3 separate regions of the Mus musculus genome follow, and regions 1 and 2 are each linked to region 3. The links are chromatin loops, found by intact Hi-C in ENCODE. Cell type or tissue: heart. All regions are shown on one strand.

Region 1 (4,000 bases), 200 kb after region 3:
TGACCTCTGCCACTGCAACAATTGTATCACAGTGTCCATCTGCATCCTCACCAAATCCCTGGAAAACAGCAGCAGGGTAAGGAACAGCCCTCAACTCTATTTTTTGCAGTCATGTCAATTTGATATTGACATCTCCAAACCACCTTGCTCTTCTATGTAAACACCCCAAGATTCATTCATTCTGACTAAAGATCAGGGGCCAATCTCAGAGGTGATTTGGTTAGTCTCCAGCCAGAGAAAAGGCCTGGTGTGAGGAGTATCTAGTATGGACACTTGAGTCAAGGAGGTTAATGGGTGGCAACCAGAATCATCAAGAACAGAGGGACAGGAAGAAGTATATTACTTCATGAAATTATACATGGGCTGCCACTACAAAAATCTTGAGAGTTGCCTTAACAAAGTGTCGGCCTCTGTGGAAATGCACTTGTCAGCTGGGAAGCTGGGCTGGCTCTTGACCCAGACCTTCTTCTTGATAGACAGAACTACCTGGCCTCTGGTTCCTGATGTTCCTGGATCCCATCATCTGGCCTAAACAGTCCAGGCACAGGAACAAAAAGCAAGCTACTAGATAACTCAGCAACCTGACATGCAGCACCCTGAGCTTAGCCCCTTTCTACTCACAGACGCCAGCTTCCGGAACAGGAAGCGGAGCTGTTCAGCCTCTCTGACCATCTTCTCGGCGCCCTCCTTGCGCTCTTCAGCACTCCGAAAGGAAATACGCTTCTGCATGACAGCCCGCAGGTATTCCACCACCACACGTCTGTGTGCCTCAGCTGTCATTCTCTGGGGGAACATGTAGTCAGTAGCAGATTCCACACAGATGTTCTCACCTAAGATGGCCTGCAAACAGGCTGGTGTACGACCTTATTTCCAACAACTTAGTTGGATTTTTTTTTTCCTGTTGAGACATGGTCTAGCTATATAGCTCAAGCTAGCCTCAAACTCACAATAATCCTCCTGTTTCAGCCTCTAGAATACTACACCTGGATATATATTTTGTAGGATTTTAAAATAAGTACAGTAAATTACACATGTCTGGATTTCACCATAAAGTTTTGGACTCTCCTGTGTTTACATGGTGACAGGAGTTATGATAGGCCAAGTGGCAGCACAGCACACACACAGAGGCAAGAGGGACCCACACATAACCCGTGTATCCTTGATGCTTATAGTCCATCTAAAATCAGACAGATTTAAGTCTCTTGGAGAGCTTGCTTCCAGCATCATTTTTCTAGGGCACCAAATTATCTACAAATGAGCTTCAGAGACCCTAGTGAACAAACACCAAGCCAACACTTGATTGATGTGTACCCTGGTCTCAGGGCCAACTCCTTTAGAGGTTCCAACTTTGCCTGATCCTGAGGCTCTCAACCTAATACAAAGTGGGGCTGCAGTAGGAACTGCCTGAGCTAAACAAGCTTTGGTCTCTTGACTGACAGGATGGGTTAGCAGAAGGAGCTTAGCTTAGATGGAGTCCAACAGCAGTACCTCATCCACAAGCAGATTAGCGGAAAACCAAAAACCACCACCACCACCACCACCACCACCACCACCACCACCACCACCACCACCACCACCACCACCACCACCACCCTGCACCCTCAGCTAACAAAAAACCCAAAACCACAGGCCAAATATCTTGGGAATCCTCAGGAAAGACTCAAATGAGGAAATATACCTCTGGAGCATTACAAAGCAAAGGGAAAGTCTAGAACTAACATGGTAAAAATAACAGGGAAGCTGGCTTGTTGAAGAGATTAGAGTCCCTCTATGGCGGTGAGGGAGCCTTACTGAGGAGATGCTTAAGTCAGATCCTTTAATTGTACACCCACTGACGTGACGGCTGTCGGTTGTAGCCTCTGCTTTGGAGTTGGCTCCCTATGTGACGGGTGGTCAATTGTCCCTAGTCCAAATGGAATCTCAAGAATGACCACAGGAGTGCAGGCACACTATCACACTGGACTCCCACAAGACTCCATGGAAGACAAAGAAGCACACATCACTAACTAAACTATGCTGTAAGCAGGCTGAGACTGGAGCTAAGATATGCCTGAGAGTATATATAATTTCTTTCTTCCTTAGACCCATCATCTACATATGAAATAAAAATCAGAGATCAAAATGTACCAGGAGATAAGCTATTAAGACAGCTCGCAAGGACAAGCCCTAACATGGTTAGAAACAAACAGGCCCAAACTCTATATCTGGCAGTCAGACCCTGCTAAAAAACCAACACACAAATGCTTGAAGGAAACAAAGTAAAAAGATAAAAATCTGTTAATTTTAGAAAAATAAGCAACTACAATATTTAAAAACAACACATAACTGCTGGAATGTAAAGATACAGGTTCAAGACTACTTTAAAAAAATTTTTTAATGTTTCTCTGCAAGTTTCACATCATATACCCCAGTTCCACTCATCTCCCTCTTCCCTGTATCTGCCCCCTGCCCTTGCAATGCCCCCCAAAATAAAATAAAAAGCAAACAAAAAAATAAGCAAAACAAAACAAGCATAGAAAACATCTTGTCATGGAAGGTATAGTATGTCAGTGTATCCCACACTATATCCCTTTGTGCACACATCTTCACCTGCAATGGTTTGATATTCTGGCTTCTGTTACACCATCAATACAGAATTCTTACTGGAACTCCTCCCAGTTATTCTGCTGTTGCCTTGTGTCATGGAGATCCTGCAGCTTTGGAACAGCAGGAATGGCCCTTTCACAAGCTCCAGCAGTTCAGAAATGAGGGAGATTTTGGGGTGGTCCAACTCAAAGTCCAGGATCTAGGACTGGATGGTAGCTGAGTTGGTCAGGGGCTTAGCTCTCCCACACCCACATCACCAGGGTGAGTTCTCCAGCTCTCCCAACTGCCACAGGAGGTGAGTGAGTGAGTGAGTGTGTGTGTGTGTGTGTGTGTATGTGTGTAACCACTCCCCTATCCACATCACCTCACCACTTCAAGGCAAACAAGTGGGGCCTGCTCTCCCTTGCTCTCACCCTCATGGTGGCTCACCTGTGCCCCTTCTCCAGGTCTGCTTTGCTGTGCTTTCCAAGACTCAGGATCTGTTTTGCTCTTCTGAGTGATGCAGGTGGCAAGGGGTGAGAGTAGGGCTATGTAGGGGAATTTTAATCCAGCAACGTAGCTGCTCTGATCATAACCAAAGACCTTTTAGGTCTATGTGTAATCTAGTTAGAATGCAGACATGCCCTCAGTACATACTTTAATCCCCCAAAAATGAAGGTAAAGTTAGTTTGTAGAAGGATGCACCCATATTTGAAATTGATGTTCAAGAGGCAGACAAAGTGACTAATCAGAGAAAGATTTGACAGAATACGATATCTCCAACTCTAACAAGAACAGAGGGAAAACTGAGGCTTAGAGAGAGCAGCGCAGAGAGAGGCAGGGGGCAGTTTTACCAGGAGAGTTGTACAGAGACAGGTGGCAGAGGCAGAACAACAGAGACACAGGTGAAGACAGAACAAGACAGAGAATGAGGAGTCAGAAGATTAGAACAGATTGCCAAAGTCAGTATGAGGCCAAGCAGGGCAACTAAGTCAGAAACTAAGAAAAGCCAGTTTGAATCAGTCAGCTTGGAAAAGAGTTTGAGCAAGAATAGTTGAGATGAACCAGCCAGCCAGAGATCAGGAAGAACTAGAAATGGTGAGCATATTCAGCAATAAGTCTCAGAGGCTGAAAAAACATTAACATTCTAGGCCTAGATTAGATTGTACAGAGGCTAGAAGCTCCCAGGACTAGACCTAGGTTAGCAGACAGGCAGTAAACCTCTGAGACAATAATTACATCAGGCAAATAAAAGATACTTTTACCTCCATACTGTGCCACCTCATGGCAGGCAAGTGGTAGGGTCAGATGTTCCAGTCTATCACCACCCTCACACCTCCACCCTTGCCATGAGGGCCAGCTCCACTATGCTGCCCAGACAAAGTGTGGGGCCTGCTCTTCCAAGTGCTTCAGCCAGTGAAAGGTGGGGCCAGTC
Region 2 (4,000 bases), 330 kb after region 3:
GGTTTGTGTGGTGTGTATGGATGTACACATAAGTGTATGGGGATGTGTGTCTATGTGTGTGCATGTGGAGACCAGAAGTTGATATACAGGTTCTTCCTCTGTTACTCTCCATCTTATATCATCTCTCAGTGCACCTGAATCTCACTGGTTGGCTTGACTTGATGCTCAGTGAGCCTCAGGGATCTTCCTGATTTTTTCAACATTAGGAGTCCTGCATCTCTAGTGATTGCCATATGCAGGGATCCATCCCATAACCAGCTTCCAAATGCTGACACCATTGCATACACTAGCAAGATTTTGCTGAAAGGACCCAGATATAGCTCTCTCTTGTGAGACTATGCCGGGGCCTAGCAAACACAGAAGTGGATGCTCACAGTCAGCTAATGGATGGGTCACACGGCCCCCAATGGAGGAGCTAGAGAAATTACCCAAGGAGCTAATGGGAACTGCAACCCTATAGGTGGACCAACAATATGAACTAACCAGTACCCCGGAGCTCTTGTCTCTAGCTGCATATGTATCAAAAGATGGCCTAGTTGGCCATCACTGCAAAGAGAGGCCCATTGGACTTGCAGACTTTATATGCCCCAGTACAGGGGAATGCCAGGGCCAAAAAGGGGGAGTGGGTGGGTAGGGGATTGGGGGGGTTGGGTATGGGGGACCTTTGGGATAGCATTGAAAATGTAAACGAGGAAAATACCTAATTTTAAAAAAAGCTAAAAAAAAAAAAAAAAAAAAAGGAGTCCTGCATCACCACATACAGCTTTTTATGTGGATGTTGGGGATCCAAATTCAGGTCCTAGTGCTTGCAGAGCCTACACTTTACTCCCAGAGGCCTCTCTCTCCCTAACCTCAAGGTAAAGCGCCATCAGAATCGTCTCAAGAAAGTGGAGACAGCATTGCTTGAGGGAGAACAGACGGTCACTGACAGAACAAGGGGGTCTGTTAGTGAACTGCTGGGAGGGAAGGAACACAACACGTAACTTTCCAGAGGTCATGGGTGAAGCATTTAAAAGAAATTTCTTCTTGCAGGACACGGACCAGGAGCCAGTTTGTACTTGGGAACATGACGGTATACCTCATCCATATAATAGAGTAGAGGGGAGGGAAAGACACACTTCCTACTGTTAGTAAAAATGGCTATAGTTGAAGCGCCAAGATCTTCTTGTCTCTGTCATCTGGAGGGATAGACAACCTTAACCATTTTTTTTTTTCATGTAGGATTCTCTGAAGTTTGTATCTGAGTGACACCTTCAGGGTCTCAACCAGTTTCTTACCACACAAAGCTGTGAAGCATTTAATCATGTGTATACTGTTTATATGACGAGTCAGCTTGGGGGAGGGTGGATATCCTGGTCTCTCCTTCCTATGGCTGCCTTCTTAACAGGGCATTGTTCACACCATGGCCAGCTCCTCTATCATACTTTCCTAATTGGCTATCTATTCACTACATACTAACAACCAGATCTGAATGAACAACAAAAAGGAAACAGCAAAGGACACAAACTACAAGAAACTCTCTCCAGACACCCACCCTTCCCTTTAGCCAACCCCTAGGCCTTCTATGGTTTCTGCAAATGCCCTGAGAGGATGGGCAGAGACTGTTTCTGATGTGATTGCACTGCCCTCGTGTGGCCAGGCTGAGCACAGCCTATAAACATTCTGCTCAATGGTTTTCCCAAGGCAGGCTTCCTAGCTTTCTCTACTAAAGGGCAGGGGCTGTTCTGGGCAGTTTGGTGTACTGGAGGCTCAAAGCACCGCTTCTCTTAAGGTGGGCACTGTTCTACACCCCATGAGCCACCTCCTCCCCTTTGAGAGAACAAGAAAGTCCCCACTCCACAAACGGCCTTCAGCCCACCGTATCACTCTGCCTCCCTCAGTAGGAACCCTGACTCCAGGACATTTTCCGTTTCTGAAGCAGCCCAACCAAATCACACCGAGTTCAGGTCATCCAAGCCGAGGCCTTCCTAGTAACAGCACTGGGCTCTGGAATGTACTCCACTCAGGGTTATGGCACGGCCACACCCAGATATGTGGCACAGGTACTTCATTCTTGGGTGTGGCACACTCCCAGGAGTGTAGTACAAGCTCACACATGTACAATCAAGTCACTTCACTCTTAGGTGAAGTGCAGATGAGCAGGTACCCAGGTCGGCAGTGTCAGTTCTCAGGCATGTAGTGGCTATGTCCCCTCAGGTGTGCAGGGTGGGTCCTCATACATCCAGTGCAGGTACTCAACCAATAGTGTGGTGTTGGGGTACTCAGGACTATGGAGCAGGTTCTAAGACGTATTGCTGGTGCAGGTACCTTTTTTAAAAAAAGATTTATTTTATGTATATGAGTACACTGTACCTGTCTTCAGACACACCAGAAGATCCCATTACAGATGGTTTTGAGTCACCGTGTGGTTGCTGCAAATTGAACTCAGGCCCTTTGCAATAGCAGTAAGTGCTCTTAACCGCTGAGCCATCTCTCCCGCCCAGGAACATAGTACAAGTGTGACGTAGTATTCAAGACTACAGCACAGGTACTAAGGTGTGCCATTAGAAGGCTCAATGTGCAATGAGACTCATATTTGGTACATGTATGTATAGACATGTATGTGAGCACAGGAAGGACAAACATGGCAGTCCTGCAGACTGAGGCTGGATAGGACGGGGATGAAGCAGAGGTGAAGAGTGGCTATAAATGGAGGGGTCCAGGTAGCCTCTACACAAATGGAGTTATCATTTACCATTGAACTTAGGAACTTCATTGTTTATTGGTTGGCCTCACTGGACTAGGGTCATCTGCTAGTGTGGGCCGATGTCTGGTAGATGACTGACAGGGATGGAGCCATGGAGCACACCCAGAGACGCCCATAAAGGGGTCACAAGGTTAACTCTGCCACCACAGAATATAGCACCTTCCCTGATCCCACAAACTAGAAACCACAGGAAACAAAGCCTCAGTGGCATCCTTGGCCAGAGGGGACCTTAACGGATCTGTTTCTCATCCTTGACACCTACCCAGTTGTCTTCGTACCCTGTCCCTCCCTCCTAAAGCATAACCTACTTCTTCCAACTTGAGTTGACCAGCAGGGGGCAGGAAGGGGTCCATCCCCAGAGCTGTAACTCGGTTATCTGTTTAGTTGTCCCTCTGTCCTGCTTGTCTGTTGGACAGAATTTTAGATAGGAGAGTACACATGAGACAGTGACTTCAAGGACAAGGGTATCAGAACACAGTCCCAAAGTGGAGTCATGAAAGAATTCTGAGTGCTTATCAGAAAACAAAACTCTCCCATGTTCACATAGCAACTAAGCTGCAACAAAGGGGACATTTATTCCACCTATTTGGTTAAAAAAACAAAAACGGCCAAAACTAGGCAACCAGTCTATATCATTACTTTATTGCTTACGTTACATGACCCGTTTCTTCAATTCACAGAATTGGTTCCAGAATGTGTCTTTGTGCTCCTCCCAGGTATGGAAGACCGGAGTGAGTTTACTGCAGCTGTTGCTATTCATACGCCTTTATGGAAAAAACATGTTTTTGCCATGTGTGACTTCTTTGTGGTTCCTCTTAACCCTCAGAGTATAAATTTTCTGATGCTCTAAATAAAGTTGGCTTTTGCATGAGACTTTAGTCTGCCTCATTTTTAGGCCCCACACTCCCAGGTTCACGCAGCACACGTGTTATGCTAGAGTAGTGTAACAAACGGCACAGCTCTTCCACCTGTTTGGTTAAAACAAAACAAAGCAAAAAACCAGCCAAAACTAGGCAACCAGTCTGTATCATCACTTTATTGCTTATGTTACATATTCCAATTTTTTTTAAAAAGTAAGGCACATGAAAAGCCTTCTGTGCAAGTTCCATATTATTTTAAAATTCTATTGGCTAATAAAAGCATTGCAACTATAGACTTAGAGACATCTAGAAAAGAACATGATAGTTTGAGAGCAAAATCCTGAAGCATTATTAGGTCTCATGGCACAATTAGTCAGCAAACCCAAGGTTTGTA
Region 3 (4,000 bases):
CAAATAGCCAGCAGCATCCTCTTCCAAAAGGAGTCTTTGCTAAAGCCCAGGTTCTATATGGTCACCAAAATAGAGTGGGCATTCAAACCACGAGAGACTAAGCCATGTGGAAGTTCAAATGTCCACCATGGAGGGATACAGAAAGGTGTAGCTACCTGAGTCATGTTATTGAAATACACAGCACTCCACCAACCTTCTCTTCTCATCAGGGTGACAAGTTCCAACTCTGAGTGGTGGCCCATCTCACTATACCTAGTATGGAGCCCACAAACTCTGCTGTACCCTCCTTTGTCCTCCAGAATTTCCAGACCTTGTTGTTGGCCTACTGAGCCTCCATTGTGTCCTGACACCCAGGCCCTCTGTCCCCCAATAGCATCTGTCTGGGGTAGCCTCCTCTAACCAAGAGCCCTCAAGCCCCCTAGGTCTGCAGAGTTGAAAAGTGATGCCATAAGTTCCTGTGTGCTCTTTAATGTAGGCTATTGGCCTCCTGGGCCTACAACCATGTCGAGGGATAAGAGATTATACTGAAGTCATCAGCCCATAGCTCAATGCCCTGCTTCTTTCTATGCAACACCAGACATGGCACCCTCACTAAATGCCTTAGCATGGGTAAAAAACAGGCAATAGTTCAGCAATTTCTAATGTCTCCCAAACACCCCTTATACAAGTTTAAAAAACCCAGAATCTAGTCAGCTCTGAGTCTTGAATGTAGGGATAGAAACTCTCTGTCTCCTTACTGGAGCATGGCGATTGCCAGTCTGAGCTTGGCTGTGGCATTTCTGAGATGTTAGGTAGCCCGTGGCCTGTCAGGTTGACCAGGAAGTTTCAGCAAGAGTATGATACAGGTGTTAACACAACCCGCTGCCATTAGTGTGTAGTACCTGTGGGAGCCTAGTTACAGTCCGTGCTAAATCTCTAGATCGGCCATCCTTCCTGAACTTGTCCATCTATGCCCTGTAAAGGGAGCTTTCCTCCCTGCCTTTCATCTTTCCACATTCTCTTGAAAGACACTGGGTAGTACTCTGTCACCCAGTACTACCATGGCCTGGGAATGCAGTCTTCTGATGTTGGCCCACCTTCTGCCATGGGAATTCAGTCTGCTATGTTTCCCATAAAAATATTGTGTGTGTGGTCCGTTCACCATAGCATGTATGTGGAGTTCAGAGGACAACTTTCTTATCTTTTTTTTCCCATTAATTTATTTGCTCACTTTACATCCCAATTGCAGCTGCCCCTCTCCTCCCAGCCCCCCCTCACACAGCCCCTCCCCACAATCCTCTCCTTCTCCTCCAAGAAGGAGAAACCCCCACCCCAGGTACCAACCCATCCTGACACATCAAGTCACCGCAGGACCCAGCACATCCTATATTCCTCTGAAGCCAGGCAAGGCAGCCCAGAACAGGATCCACAGGCAGGCAACACAATCAGGGACAGCCCTCTACACTATCCCTGTAGAGAACAACTTTCAGGATTCGGTTCTCTTTCTCTAGAGATCCAGGATCCAGGCTGTCAGACTTCCACAGAAAGCCCTTTGAGCTGTTGAATCACCTTGTTGGTCTACAGTTGCCATTTTTTAAAGGTCTGGACAGGATTCTTCCCAGTGGCCTCATTTACCTGGTTTGTGATGACTCTGTTGCAAATGAGGTCTGCCAACGATGGTGTCAGGATGTGGATATGTTAAGGAGACACATACTGCCTGATAATCACTGCTTTCTTCTTTTTATTCCTAACTTGGCCCTGTTTGGCCCTGGATCCTTTCAGGTGGTTTTGTGTTTGCTGCAGTGGGCCATTCCTGCCATACACCTAAATGCCTCAGCTCCCGTTCTTCCCCGAGCCCTGCTATACCAACTTGGTAGCTCAGTCTAAGCTTTTGTCCAGAGACACTGGAGCTCCTACAGCCTTCTTGGCTTTTCAGCTCCGAAATTCTTTTACTATCCTGACTGGGAGCCTGGTTGCATTGGCATTATGCTCAAACTAGTATTAGTTTGTAGCCACTAGAGGGCACTAGCATCATTTGGCACCTGCTAGGCACCATGAGGGGCTGGGAAGTGAGGGGCTGGATTAGAAGAGCTAGGACTTTCTGTGGAGAGGATCCTAGGAAACACTGAGGCCAGAGACAAGCCTGAAGATCCTTCTTGTGGTTCAGATAAGAAAGGGCTCACCAGGCTGGTGGCTTGTGAGGGTCCTGTCGCCAGTGGGACTCCTCCCCTTCTGACAAAGGGCTAGATAATAAACACAGTTTAGTCAACAGGACCCACGGTGCAATACCAAACCTTTAGCCTAGAAATCTTCTTTTTTTTTTTTTTTTTTGAGTCCTGGGCTGTGCCAAGGCAATGTGAACTAAGGGGGGGGGGGGGCGGCGGCGGCCATCAAACAGCGTGTCTTAGGCTGCTGTTTTAGCTCAGCCACAGAATTTGCCCTGGAGGAATCACGAATCCAGACAGTATCAGAATGTTGACGCCTCCTGGGCCTCCCCTCTTCCTGCGGAAACAGGACAAGGGAGAGGTCACTAGTTCGAGGAGGCTAAGAAGGGTGGTGTCCTGAGCTGGCGCCCTTCCTTTGTTTGTTTACTAAACACAGATTGTTGCTAGGGAATGTTCCAGCCAGCTGTGGTTCTCATAGGCTCCCACATGGAAACTTCCAGAGGGAGTTGGAGGGAGGCCTCCATGGAGGACACCTCACCCTGCTTCTTTCACATTTAGCTATCCACTGAGACAAGGCTCTAGAGAAGACAGGGGCAGATCCTGAAGAAGTTTCTCTTCTGGGTTCCCTCTTGGGAATGTCACCTTGGTGTGTGGTAGGGAGTGGCCAACCAGGTCATCTGAGACAAAATATAATAGAGTAAGGTCACCAGCATGATTCCTATGGGTGACAGGAATATCACTGAGTGGTAAAAAGTTTGCTGGCAGAGTGTTCCTGGACAAGCTTTGCACAGGAGAATGTGATAAAAGATGTGCTGTAACTTTGTTTTTTGTAAGCAAGCTCCATGCTCTAGATGGACAGATTGAAGATTGTGGCTGAGATCTGAGTCCCCTCTGTGACCAGAGGGGTTTTTTTGTGACAGATAAATGCTTTTAGGGTGGCCTCCTGGTACTCCATGTGACGGCTGGGGACTGGTTGTCCTTTGGGGTCTCTTTGGTAGGTTCAGGTACAAGGGAACCTGGCTTAGTTGTACCCTGAGAACTACTTTACAGCCATAACCTCCCTATAATTGGCCTGTGTTCCAGGAGGCCCCAACAATATGAGTATGGATGCTGGTGGTTTGGAGAAGATATGAGGGTATCATGAGGTATAGTCACAGAGGGCCTGTGCAGTTGACATCAGCCTTACCTCACTTGCTCCTCACTTGCCCTGCCTCTTGGGCTTTCTATCTGCCTACTGGTTTCTATTAGAACTGGTCTGTTCTAGTGTCACAGGGAAAGAGACAGAACCCAGGCAGTATAAGACTTCCTATGTCCTGGACCCTCACCCACCAATGTCCCGGGTTCTGAACATGCTCCTTATTACCCATCGCCACGAGGGAAGCATATTAGCCCTCAAATTAGCTTCAAGGAGTGGGAACAGATGCTGGACCATACTCTTGTCATGGTAGCATCAACAGCTGTGAGTTACCCTGTGCCCAGCCCCACTGACCTATACCATAGCTGCAATCTGGTCTACAATAAATAGATCAGGTACTAAAAGCCTCCGCAGCCACACACACATCCAGTCCTGCATCAGCTCCTACTCTGGTCCTCCTGGAATACAGCTTTCTGTCTTCCTCACAGTCATTTCTCTGTGCTCTGAACCTGCTTCTCAGTCCTGTGTCCATGTCCAGAATCCTGCATACTGCCCAGTTCATGCTGGAAGATGGAGAGAGCAAGACAGGGCCCGCACCAGGGTTTGGGTCAGCATACGGGCCTCTTGCAGGATTATCCTACATCACTGATTCTTTTGGGACCTTCATTAAGGTTCCCCCCCAACACATGTCATCCACAAAATCCAACCCTAGCATGCAGGA

What was found. Hi-C counts contacts between places; a loop is a spot of excess contacts. Peaks named below come from ENCODE experiments on the same cell type or tissue, not always from the same donor. Only the 100,000 strongest peaks of a DNase experiment are listed, where the experiment ranks them.
Region 1: a loop joins it to region 3, with 2.4 times the contacts of the local background. A loop is called at or near these places in 11 of 42 quality-filtered maps.
Region 2: it touches region 3 in a loop (7-fold over the local background); 22 of 42 quality-filtered maps call a loop at or near these places.

The regions. Positions count from the first base shown.
Region 1 is chr13:74,173,366-74,177,365 of GRCm38, forward strand. It overlaps Exoc3 (exocyst complex component 3), which reads right to left. Exons shown (of 13, transcript NM_177333.4): 11 at 622-783; 12 at 1-58. Among named protein-coding and RNA genes, the nearest start is that of Exoc3, 33 kb to the right of the region's middle. In heart, no CTCF peak of the experiment used is centred here; no DNase peak of the experiment used is centred here.
Region 2 is chr13:74,299,753-74,303,752 of GRCm38, forward strand. It overlaps Pdcd6 (programmed cell death 6), which reads right to left. Exons shown (of 6, transcript NM_011051.3): 6 at 3,369-4,000. Among named protein-coding and RNA genes, the nearest start is that of Ahrr, 9.4 kb to the left of the region's middle. In heart, CTCF peaks have their summits at 1,636 (motif pointing left) and 3,100 (motif pointing right); a DNase peak (open chromatin) is centred at 1,659.
Region 3 is chr13:73,968,694-73,972,693 of GRCm38, forward strand. The region is part of intron 2 of Zdhhc11 (zinc finger, DHHC domain containing 11); the gene reads left to right. Among named protein-coding and RNA genes, the nearest start is that of Zdhhc11, 6.8 kb to the left of the region's middle. In heart, a CTCF peak has its summit at 1,995 (motif pointing right); DNase peaks (open chromatin) are centred at 2,078 and 2,558; H3K4me3 peaks cover 279 bases; H3K27ac peaks cover 1,611 bases.